Linked DNA regions of Homo sapiens: region 2 is linked to region 1. A link is an interaction called in ENCODE POLR2A ChIA-PET data of the cell type or tissue named here. Cell type or tissue: B cell. All regions are shown on one strand. Links, peaks and the distances in the headings refer to the core of each region. The heading gives the core; the rest is flanking DNA. Region 1 overlaps PPP6R2 (protein phosphatase 6 regulatory subunit 2). Region 2 overlaps PLXNB2 (plexin B2).

Evidence for each region. ChIA-PET counts read pairs that join two places held together with the same protein. Peaks named below come from ENCODE experiments on the same cell type or tissue, not always from the same donor. Only the 100,000 strongest peaks of a DNase experiment are listed, where the experiment ranks them.
Region 2: POLR2A ChIA-PET joins it to region 1 with 11 read pairs; 3 of 35 experiments call an interaction of 5 or more read pairs at or near these places.

The regions. Positions count from the first base shown.
Region 1 is chr22:50,401,532-50,407,564 of GRCh38, reverse strand. It overlaps PPP6R2 (protein phosphatase 6 regulatory subunit 2), which reads right to left. Exons shown (of 24, transcript NM_001242898.2): 4 at 690-876. MIR12114 (microRNA 12114) reads right to left here and starts at 123; the gene lies at 41-123. RefSeq lists an enhancer at 176-1,375. In B cell, for the core only: no CTCF peak of the experiment used is centred there; a DNase peak (open chromatin) is centred at 3,704; H3K27ac peaks cover 739 bases.
Region 2 is chr22:50,289,473-50,295,505 of GRCh38, reverse strand. PLXNB2 (plexin B2) reads left to right here. Exons shown (of 37, transcript NM_012401.4): 2 at 728-787; 3 at 4,909-5,989. The coding sequence starts at 4,922. Among named protein-coding and RNA genes, the nearest start is that of PLXNB2, 15 kb to the left of the region's middle. RefSeq lists an enhancer at 2,784-2,833 and a silencer at 2,954-3,013. In B cell, for the core only: no CTCF peak of the experiment used is centred there; DNase peaks (open chromatin) are centred at 1,950 and 2,735; H3K4me3 peaks cover 1,654 bases; H3K27me3 peaks cover 1,459 bases.

The DNA.
Region 1 (6,033 bases), core at 2,224-4,723:
AATGCTCTGGACAGACAGACACGCCACCCAGACAGATGAAGCTGCAGACCTGAGAAAGTGGATGTCCAAGGTCCTGCCATGATGCCCCAGGACCTCACACCTCCACCTGGTCAGTGACAGCACAAGATGGCCTACTTTGGGGCACTGTGCAGCTCCCAGGGATGGTGGGAAGTGCTGCTTATTCCAGAGCCAGCTATAAGAAACACTCCTTCTTTTTTTTGAGACAGTCTCACTCTGTTGCCCAGGCTGGAGTGCAGTGGTACGATCTCAGCTCACTGCAACCTCTGCCTCCCAGGTTCAAGCGATTCTCCTGCCTCAGCCTCCCAAGTAGCTGGGATGACAGGTGCGCACCACCACGCTCAGCTAATTTTTGTACTTTTAGTAGAGACAGGGTTTTGTCATGTTGGCCAGGCTGGTCTTGAACTCCTGACCTCAAGTGATCTGCCCAGCTCGGCCTCCCAAAGTGCTGGGATTACAGGCTTGAGCCACCGCACCCAGCCAGAAACACTCTTTCAAATTCCAGCTCCCAGACTGGCAAAACCCACACACTGCTCCACGTGTTGCGCAGAAGAGTCACAGATGCTGTTCCCGCGGCCGGAGGATGAGTCGCACCGCCAGGCTCACAGCAGGACACGTCAGCATCCACCATGACGGTGCCCCAAGTCACGGAGGCTTTGCACGTGATTTACCTGTTCGGTTTTTCTTGCAATGAGATTGCCAATGGTCTTGCTGAAAAAACTGGCGAGCAGAGGATTGAGAGGCGGCTCATGGTCCAAGAAGTCGTACAGGAGGCTCAGCAGGCTCTCGTCCCCACCGAGGCGGTCGCTGATCTGCGGCACATCACAAGTCAGAAGCTCACAGGCTGTGTTTGGATATCTAAAAGGGCACAGTCCAAGCACTGGAGGTGAAATTAGACTTCTCCAACTCTTAGGAAGCTGCTTACATAGTCTGCTTCTTAGGAAGCAGACCCACGTGATCAAACAAACACTACAGACCTCAGAACAGAACAAAAACGTGACTACCTGTGACCAGCTGGTATTTCTGACTACTAGAAGTTCAGTTTTTTAACATACCTTCTATGCTCCTCATGCCCTATACGCTGATATCTGACATTTTCTGACCCTACTCCCATTCTTTAAATAACCTTTCTCAGTCTTCCGGCTTTTCCTCTCTCCAGGCCTTCACACTCGCCTGCCAGGTCTCTCACCTCCCTCTAGGCCTTCACACTCGCCTGCCAGGCCTCTCACCTCTCTCCAGGCCTCTCACCTCTCTCCAGGCCTCTCACCTCCCTCTAGGCCTTCACACTCGCCTGCCAGGTCTCTCACCTCTCTCCAGGCCTCTCGCCTCTCTCCAGGTCTCTCACCTCTCTCCAGGCCTCTCACCTCTCTCCAGGCCTCTCGCCTCTCTCCAGGCCTCTCGCCTCTCTCCAGGCCTTCACACTCGCCTGCCAGGTCTCTCACCTCCCTCCAGGCCTTCACACTCGCCTGCCAGGCCTCTCACCTCTCTCCAGGCCTTCACACTCGCCTGCCAGGTCTCTCACCTCTCTCCAGGCCTCTCACCTCTCTGCAGGTCTCTCACTTCTCTCCAGGCCTCTCGCCTCTCTCCAGGCCTCTCACCTCTCTCCAGGCCTCTCACCTCTCTCCAGGCCTTCACACTCGCCTGCCAGGCCTCTCACCTCTCTCCAGGCCTCTCACCTCTCTCCAGGCCTCTCACCTCCCTCCAGGCCTTCACACTCACCTGCCAGGCCTCTCGCCTCTCTCCAGGCCTCTCACCTCTCTCCAGGCCTCTCACCTCTCTCCAGGCCTTCACACTCACCTGCCAGGCCTCTTACCTCTCTCCAGGCCTCTCACCTCTCTCCAGGCCTTCACACTCGCCTGCCAGGCCTCTCACTTCTCTCCAGGCCTCTCACCTCTCTCCAGGCCTTCACACTCGCCTGCCAGGCCTCTCACTTCTCTCCAGGCCTCTCACCTCTCTCCAGGCCTTCACACTCGCCTGCCAGGCCTCTCACCTCTCTCCAGGCCTCTTACCTCTCTCCAGGCCTCTCACCTCTCTCCAGGCCTTCACACTCGTCTGCCAGGCCTCTCGCCTCTCTCCAGGCCTCTCACCTCTCTCCAGGCCTTCACACTTGCCTGCCAGGCCTCTCACCTCTCTCCAGGCCTTCACACTCGTCTGCCAGGCCTCTCGCCTCTCTCCAGGCCTCTCACCTCTCTCCAGGCCTTCACACTCGCCTGCCAGGCCTCTCACCTCTCTCCAGGCCTCTCACCTCCCTCCAGGCCTTCGCACTCGCCTGCCAGGCCTCTTGCCTCCCTCCAGGCCTCTCACCTCCAGTCTAACCACACTGTTTCCGCGAGGCCACATCTGTGGCCATTTCCATCTTCCCCTCCACTGAGCCTCTCCTTTCCTTCTAAGCCATGCCCCTTCCATCAACAAACACAGACCACTCCATCCCTAGACGGGAGAAACACCCATCAGCCGCTCAGGAACCATGTGAGGGATGAGGCACTACGCAAGAACGTTATGACTAAGAAATACCAACACCTGTGAATAAGGTACTTTGCTCCCTCTTTTGTAACTGGTAGACAGAGGTGGGTGACAGCCATCGCCCCAGGAGAGGTACACCCCACAGCCCAGGACGCAGCCCTCAACAGCAGCCCCCATAGCAAGGCCTGGTGCATGACCCTGCCTCTGGGAATGCTGGGGAGGAGCCCAGGGCCCACCCAGTGGGAGCGTCCTGTAGGAATGGCTGTCTCAGAACAGGCCTGTCCTGACACCAGCAAGTGACCTGTCCTCTCTGTGTCTGGGTTTTCTCATCTGAACGTGCAGGTAAGGACGGGCACGGTGGCTTACACCTATAACCCCAGCACTTTGGGAGGGTGGGCAGGTGGATCACTCTTGAGCTCAGGAGTGGGAGACTAGCCTGGGCAACATGGTGAAACTCCGTCTCTCCAAAAAAAAAAAAAAAAAACAAGAAAGAAAGAAAAATTAGCCAGGCGAGGTGGCACATGCCTGTGGTCTCAGCTACATGGGAGGCTGAGGTGGCAGGATGGCTTGAGCCCGGGAGGCGCAGGATGGCTTGAGCCCGGGAGGCAGAGGTTGCCGTGAGCCAAGATCACACCACTGCACTCCAGCCTGGGTGGCAGAGTAAGACTCTGACTTAAAAAAAGAATATATGCCGGGTGCAGTGGCTCACACCTGTAATCCCAGCACTTTGAGAGGCCGAGGCAGGTGGATCACCTGAGGTCAGGAGATTGACACCATTCTGGCCAACATGGTGAAACCCCATCTCTACTAAAAATACAAAAATTAGCCAGGTGTGGTGGTGGGCGCCTGTAATGCCAGCTACTGGGGAGGCTGAGGCAGGAGAATCACTTGAACCTGGGAGGCAGAGGTTGCAGTGAGATGAGATCAAGCCACTGCACTCCAGTCTGGGTGACAGAGCGAGACTCTTGTTTCCAGAAAAAAAAAAAAAAAAAAATAGAATGTGCAGGTGACAGTGCCTGCCCATGCCTGTCACACAGCAAATGTGTGCTCAAGGTCAGCTGCTATGACCTTCCTTCTCTTGCCAACATGTGGCCACCGCCAGGTAGAGAGGCAGCCCTAGCACTGGACCTAAGCCAAGGTGGTCCACGCGACCGGCTGGAGGGGCCAGGGTTTGAGAGACTCTATAGGAAACAGCTGGCCAGGCCTGGCAGCCGACCAAGTGTGGAAGGGGAAGAAACGCAATGATCTCGGCTGGCTGGGGGGTGGGTGTGCCTCATCAGCCCAGACAAGAAAGTGCCACTTTTAGAGCTCTGAGGAACAGCGCCTGTGAAGGGCAGGTGGAGTGTAGAGGGTCAAAGAGTGGCCCAGCAGGCTTGGGTTTGGGAGAGAGGACCTGGCTGGGGCCCGATGGAGTAGGGTCAGGGCACAGGGGCACTGCAAGCTGGATGTGTGGGCAGAGAGGGGGCCTGAGAGCTGGCGCAGGGGGCTGGGGCAGGCCCAAGCTCATCCCCTCACTAGCCGACCTCACTAGCCGAACTTTCTGGCCTTTAGTGTCCTTGTCTGTTAATTGGGGCAGGCAGTACCCACCCTGTGGGATGTCAGAGGGGCTGGCCAGCAAGTGGACAACACATGGTCCCTCAGGGCAGGAGGACCAGAGAGCAGGAGAGGAGGGCCAGGTTGGCAGCCTCAAAGGCCACAGTGAGGCCCCAGGTCTACCAGATCTCTAACACTAAGACCGGTGAGCTGGGCAGGGGGAGGAAGTCACATCCCATGGGGTGAGGAGGAAGATCAAACGTAAGGAAGCAGAGAAACATCCAAATCATTCCTTGAAGAAGTGTCTCAATACCACAGGGAACAAACTGATTTTTTTTTTTCTTGAGACAGAGTCTTGCTCTGTTGCCCAGGCTGGAGTGCAGTGGTGCTATCTCAGCTCACTGCAACCTCCGCCTCCCGGGTTCACGTCCTGTCTCAGCCTCCTGTGTAGCTGGGATTACAGGCATGCACCACCATGCTCGGCTAACTTTTGTATTTTTGGTAGAGACGGGGTTTTACCATGATGGCCAGGCTGGTCTCGAACTCCTGACTTCAAGTGATCTGCCTGCCTTGGCCTCCCAAAGTGCTGGGATTACAGGCGTGAGCCACCACACCCAGCTCCAAACTCATCTTGTCTACACACGGACAAACGTGTGCACACATGGCACAAACCAAGCTAGAAGACACTGATTCTCTAGATGGAGGGACTAAGATTTTCTTTTTTCCTTTATCAACATTTTACAGTTATTCTTCAAATGACAGGTGCTGCTCTAGTAGTTTTAAAAATGTATACAAGGTATAGAAATTCCAGTCAAACACAGCAGATGGAGCACACAGGCTTGTTCATATTCCCTCTCAAACTCCATCTCAAATAACACAAAGAATTAAAAAGACAAGAATGGAGAGGCAGAAACGACGAACCAGCCTGGAGGACTGAAGCAGCCGGCCACGTGAAGACTGACTTGGCACAGGGAAGGCTGAGTTTCAGGAGCCCACAGAAGGGGCATCAACTAGAGATGAGAATTCAGGCCACAGAACTCCAGAGAGGCCTGGACACTGATTTGGCGGCCAGTAAGGGCAGGGTGGGCTGAGAACTTACAGGCCAGGGCAGTGGGACATGTCCCTTCCTTATGGCTCCTGGGGCCAGGGACACCAGGCACAGCCACAGGGTGACCAGACACCATCCAGAAATAGGGAACTTGGTAAAAAAAAAAAAAAAAAAGAAACTGGGGTGCCCCCAGCCCTCTTCCCAACTCAGCTCCTGATACTGACAGGTCCATTCCCCACAGGGGAGAGCTAGAAGGATTCTTTTCTGGGAAAAATAATGGGACAAAGAGAAAAGTCAACTAGTGGCCTCTAAGCTGTGGTGAGTAAGCCCCATGCAGATCCCAAACTCTGTGCAGGATCTAGGGCCCCACTTATGAAAGAAGCGTGGTGCTGACCAAGCAGAAAACAAGGCACACGGAGGAGAGCAAGTGTAGAGAACAGAAGGAAACTCTTTTAAACTACAATGTTCTCAGAGATGACACATTAAGACTGTGTATCCATGAATGAGAACTTGAAGCTTTTATTAAAATATATGAGAATAAGAAACTGCTCTTAGAAATTAAAAATATGGGCCAGGCGTGGTGGCTCACGCCTGTAACCCCAGCACTCTGGGAGAACAAGGCGGGCGGATCACTAGGTCAGGAGATCAAGACCATCCTGGCTAACACGGTGAAACCCTGTCTCTACTAAAAAATACAAAAAAATTAGCCGGGCGTGGTGGCAGGCGCCTGTACTCAAGAGGCTGAGGCAGGAGAATGGCGTGAACCCAGGAGGCGAAGCTTACAGTGAGCCGAGATTGTGCCACTGCATTCCAGCCTGGGCGACAGAGTGAGACTCCGTCTCAAAAAAAAAAAGAAAAAAGAAAAAGGGAGGCTGAGGCGGGAGAATGGTGTGAACCCAGGAGGCAGAGCTTGCAGTGAGCCAAGATCGCATCACTGTACTCCAGCCTGGGCGACAGAGCGAGACAGACTC
Region 2 (6,033 bases), core at 1,600-4,099, 110 kb after region 1:
AGGCTTTTTGTGAATGAATTCATTTAGTCCTTGTAAACCTCTGGGGGTAGCTCACCATTCTGTCTCCATTCCACAGATGGAGAATGAGGCACAGAGAAGTTAAGTAACTTGCCCAACGTCACACAGCTAGTAAGTGAAATTTCAGGGTCATGGGTGTGCGTATTTTTCAGAAAGCAACTTTTTTTTTTTTTTTTTTTTTGAGACGAAGTCAGGCTGGAGTGTAGTGGTGCGATCTCCGCTCACTGCAAGTTCCATCGGCCGGGTTCATGCCATTCTCCTGCCTCAGCCTCCCGAGTAGCTGGGACTACAGCTGCCCGCCACCAGGCCCATCTAATTTTTTTGTATTTTTAGTAGAGACGGGGTTTCACTGTGTTCACCAGGATGGTCTTGATCTCCTGACCTCGTGATCCTCCCGCCTCGGCCTCCCAAAGTGCTGGGATTACAGGCGGGAGCCACCGCACCCGGCCTCAGAAAGCAACTTTTATTTTAAGCAAAGTAATAGCCATACCTAGTTTAAACAGGCAGAAAGCCCCTGACAGAGGGGAGTGCCAGGAGCCCTGGAGGTGTCTGAGGAAGGGGCTGTGCAGGGGCCAGAGGGAAGCCAAAGGCCAGATGGGGTCCTGTGGGATGTTTCTTCCCCCAAGCCCCACCAGCATGGGACAGAGGTGGGGGGCTCCACAGCAGACCGGGCTCCTCTTGTGACCGGCGTCTCTCCTTTGCCTCCTAGAGAATCTCGATGCTGGCCTGGAGCAGAAACTGAGCTGGACCACTGGAGCCTCGGTGAGGGGTCTGTACCCCACCTGGGAAAGGCAGTGGGTGGCTGGGGCTATGTGGACAGGGAGGCCGGAGGTATCTAGAACTGCCATGTGGTGTCTGCAAGGCTCTGTCCAGCCAGGTTTCAACCGTACCTGTCACTCTGCCACCCTTCCCATGGCCTGGCCTGGATGGAAGTGGGGAGCTTCCCTGCCCATGGAGCCGCTGTGAGGCTCCCATGGTTCTCTGAGGCCAAGCTGTTGCTCAGGCCAAGCTTTTGCTCAGGTGGAGTGGTCTGCAGTGAGACTGTGGCACCGGGTTCTGGGACATCAGGGCTGGGAATTGGAGCGTTGGGGGTGTGGTGGGGGGGTGCCTGTGCAGACGCTTTGTGGGCAGCAGCAGCTGGAGTTGCTGTGGCCTGGTCTGGATGGAAGTGGGGAGCTTCCCTGCCCAGCAGCAGCCGGAGTTGCTGTGGCCTCTTGAAAGTGCCCCTCCGAGCTTCAGCCAGGAGGAAGGCACCAGAGGGCCCGAGGAAATCCCCGCCAGCCCCGTAAGTGGGGGTCCCAGGAGGGCTTCAAAACAGGAAGTGCCTGCTGCCCGCCCTCCCTCCTGTTCCAGGAACACAGGCAGCAGGAAGCGTAGCTGGCTGTGCCTGGCGCCTCCTGCGCCGCCGGAGCTTTGCTGCTGGTCCGGTGGGTTGCCCTTTGCTCCTGGGCCTGGGCAGGCAGGTCACCTGAGGCCTTGTTTGTCCAGGAACCAGAAGGCAGCTGCCACCTGTAGGGTGTCACCCCAGCCGCGCCTGCCACCCTGAAAAGCCTGGGCCTGTAGGACCCTGGGAGTCAGGCTTTCCCTGGTGGCACACGGTGGTGTTTATTGAGCACTTAGGGTGTGCCAGCCCCCGGCAGGGACAGGAGAGCCTTCTTCCTGTACCGGGGCCCCTACAGCCCTGGCGGGTGGGTGAGTGTCTTCCCTGGGTGGAAGCTGGGGGACGGCTGAGGGGTGGCTTGTGGGGGCCCAGAGCCATTGCTTTTCCTGGGGCTAGGGGCGCCGCAGGGTTCCCCAGGCTGCCCCACCACGGTCCGGGCCAGATCCGAGGGGACCGTGGGCCCCGCCCCCGCGCTGCCCCCGCATTCCCCTCCCAGCTGCGGGCGCATTCCATTCATTCCCGGGAGCTGCGCCTGGCTGAGGCTGCCTCTGCCACTGCCACCGAGCTGGGCCGGGTGAGCGAGCTGGGCCGGGTGAGCGGGGCTGGGAGGGGAGGGCAGCAGGCCTGGGCGCAGGGCCGAGGGGCCTGGACGTTGCCTGCCCCCGCTGGCGCCACTGGGTGCACTTAGAAGGCGGGGGCCTGCGGGACCTGCCCCCGGGTGGCTGTGGGTAGGGGAGGGGCGCGGCGGGGGTTGGGGAGCCTTCGGGCAGGCGCTGCTCCTCCCTGGTAGGGCCATGGGCTGTGGCTGTAGCCTACGGGCCTCTCCTGGAGGCCTGGGACTCCTGTGCCCTCCTCTCCTCTCCCCTGGACAGGCCACTGAGCCACAGCGGGGGACCCTGGCTGAGCTGGGCATAGAACCCCCTCCACCAGGATCATGCCCAGAGGTTCCCGTGGGCTTGTAGAATCTTCCTGTCTCTCACTAAAGCCAGCATCTTTTCCTGGCTGATCACCCCTATCCTGGTGAAGCCTGGGGTCCCATGGCCCTACCCAGCCTCTCTGCCACCAGTCGGCCAGGAACTCCCTAGCCTGTGGGTGGTCACCTCTCCCAGCGGCTGCTGTGCTCGTGGGCACCTGGGGGGCTCCAGGGGTTGGGCAGCAGCTGAGCACTGAACCCCCAGTGCAGGGAGGGAGTTCTGTGCCGGGCAGGAGCTGCCTGTCTAATGGGTGCACTCCCAGGGAGCAGGAAGGCCAGTGCAGCGCTGTCTCACTCATGCGGGCCCTGGGGTGGCTCAGATGTTGTCGGTCGGTTGCGTCTTGGTTACACCTCAAGAGATTTCAGGAAGCGTGCGGGCAATCAGAACGGGGGGTTGCCACGGGCAGGTGGAGGGCGGCTGTGCCAGTAAATGCAGCTTCACCCAAAGCCGAGGCTCGGGAGAAACACTTCCCCTGGCTACGGAGCAGCAGAGCGGGCTCCCCTGCCCTCCTGGGAGGACAGAGGCCAGGGGGTTTGGGGGGTTGTCAAAAGGGTGGAGAAACACAGTGGTCAGAGGCCAAGCTGCTCCCACTGCATGTCAGAATCCCAGCCCCACCCATGCCCGCGGTGTGGCCTTGGGTAAATTCTGCTCCGTGCCTCAGTTTCTTCACCTGAGAAATGGGTCACAGGCTGTCGTGGTCAGCCTGGCCGTCAGAGACACAGGGATGTGGAAACATTTGCATTTTGTGGCTTGTTCTTTGTACACTTAAAACTTTTTTTTTTTTTTTTTTTTTTTGAGACAGAGTCTCGCTCTGTCACCCAGGCTGGAGTGCAGTGGTGCAATCTTGGCTCGCTGCAACCTCCGCCTCCCAGGTTCACGCGATTCTCCTGCCTCAGCCTCTGGAGTAGCTGAGACTACAGGCGGGTGCCAGCACGCTTGGCTAATTTTTTTGTGTTTTTAGTAGAGACGGGGTTTCACCATGTTGGCCAGGCTGGTCTCAAACTCCTGACCTCGTGATCCGCCCGCCTCGGCCTCCCAAGGTGCTGGGATTACAGGCGTGAGCCACCGGGCCTGGCAAAACTTTCAAATATGTGGTGAGAAAGCGGATTGCGTTTCGAGGGGATGAGACATATGCAGGGAGGTGACACTTGTGGTGGCCTGAGAGGATGTGGCAGTCCCTCTGGAGGCACGGGGTGGGCCTGCACAGGGAGGTGGGGGAGGCCAGGGCCTCCATCCCTCGTAACCCTCTGCCATCGAGTCTGGACCCCCTTGGCACCTGCCATGGCAGGGCTGCCCTGGACACCTGGGAGCCCCCCGTACTGGTGCACTCAGGGAAGATGATGGTGGGCCCAGGAGTGGGGGTGGTTGTGAGCATGAGGAGGGGGCACTGGCAGGGGAGGCTGATGTAGGGATCACTGGCCAGGATGGAGCAGGGTCCCTAGCGTGAGAGGGACGGACCACCCTGAGGAAGAGCTCAGAGGCAGAAGGGCCCTGTCTCTGCCACTTGTGTCTGAGCCCCCAAGATGCAGTTGAGTCTGGTAGGGAGGGAAAGAGAGAGGACCACGCATGTCCTGGGTCCACCTGTGGGGCCTTGGATCTTCCTCCTATTGGGAGACCCTCAGCTCAGCCTGGTCCTCAGCAGCTCACCCATCACACCACACATCCCCCTCATCCACCCGGACCCAGGCACAGACCCCACACCGAGACGTGCTCAGTTACACACACGCATGTGGACACAGCCTGTCCAGGCTGCAGATGTGGGGGCCTCTGCCTCTGAGACCTGGTGGATTTGGAGTTGCTCATGGCTCCCCAGGTCCCCTTGTTGCCTCCGCTGTGCGCACATCAGAGGCTGTGCCCTGGGCGTGACATGGGCCGAGCGAGGAGCTGTGGGTGATTGCTGGCTTCCACTGTTTCACCAGGGCAGGGGGCCTGGAGGTGGTCAGGGAGGCTCAGGCCGCCTGGGGGCTCTGGCGGGCAGTTGTAAACAGCATGTGCACTTGCTGGGCTATGCACAGGGCACCCCTCGCTCTCACCTGAGCCTCTGGTTTCCCGTGTCCTTCACCTCTGCCCCATGGGTGAGCCACCTGTTCCAACGTCCAGGGGTCTGTCTGTCAGCCTGAGCCTGTGCGCTGGGGCCGGTGCGTCCCGACCACCTGGAGCTCCTTGGGGTCACAGGTCAGGGGGCATGAATGTGAGCACTTGAGAGCCTTTCTGGGGGCGTCAACTCCTTGCCTCGGGGATAGGCCTGCCGGTGTTTTCAGCACCTCCGGGAGGGATCCTGTAGCAGGCGATGGCAGTGCCTTGGCCCCAGTGGTCAGTCAGGGTGGACTTGAGGAGGGCTGAGAAGTGGTCTCCGGCGAGACCTCGAGGATGGCGGGGGTGTGAAGCAGGAAGGGGCGGAGCTCCAGGTTCCTCAGTTCGTGGAGTGGCGTGACCCTCTCTCCCATGTTCTGACGTTTGGGGCAGGGACTGGAGAGGGATTTGATCGGGGGTCCTCTGGGTCGGGGCTCCCCTGACCCTTCTCTCTTCCCACAGGGTGCGGGGGGCAATGGCACTGCAGCTCTGGGCCCTGACCCTGCTGGGCCTGCTGGGCGCAGGTGCCAGCCTGAGGCCCCGCAAGCTGGACTTCTTCCGCAGCGAGAAAGAGCTGAACCACCTGGCTGTGGATGAGGCCTCAGGCGTGGTGTACCTGGGGGCGGTGAATGCCCTCTACCAGCTGGATGCGAAGCTGCAGCTGGAGCAGCAGGTGGCCACGGGCCCGGCCCTGGACAACAAGAAGTGCACGCCGCCCATCGAGGCCAGCCAGTGCCATGAGGCTGAGATGACTGACAATGTCAACCAGCTGCTGCTGCTCGACCCTCCCAGGAAGCGCCTGGTGGAGTGCGGCAGCCTCTTCAAGGGCATCTGCGCTCTGCGCGCCCTGAGCAACATCTCCCTCCGCCTGTTCTACGAGGACGGCAGCGGGGAGAAGTCTTTCGTGGCCAGCAATGATGAGGGCGTGGCCACAGTGGGGCTGGTGAGCTCCACGGGTCCTGGTGGTGACCGCGTGCTGTTTGTGGGCAAAGGCAATGGGCCACACGACAACGGCATCATCGTGAGCACTCGGCTGTTGGACCGGACTGACAGCAGGGAGGCCTTTGAAGCCTACACGGACCACGCCACCTACAAGGCCGGCTACCTGTCCACCAACACACAGCAGTTCGTGGCGGCCTTCGAGGACGGCCCCTACGTCTTCTTTGTCTTCAACCAGCAGGACAAGCACCCGGCCCGGAACCGCACGCTGCTGGCACGCATGTGCAGAGAAGACCCCAACTACTACTCCTACCTGGAGATGGACCTGCAGTGCCGGGACCCCGACATCCACGCCGCTGCCTTTGGCACCTGCCTGGCCGCCTCCGTGGCTGCGCCTGGCTCTGGCAGGGTGCTATATGCTGTCTTCAGCAGAGACAGCCGGAGCAGTGGGGGGCCCGGTGCGGGCCTCTGCCTGTTCCCGCTGGACAAGGTGCACGCCAAGATGGAGGCCAACCGCAACGCCTGTTACACAGGCACCCGGGAGGCCCGTGACATCTTCTACAAGCCCTTCCACGGCGATATCCAGTGCGGCGGCCACGCGCCGGTATGGGCCTCAGTGTGTTCTCGCAGGGCCCGGACTGCAGGCGT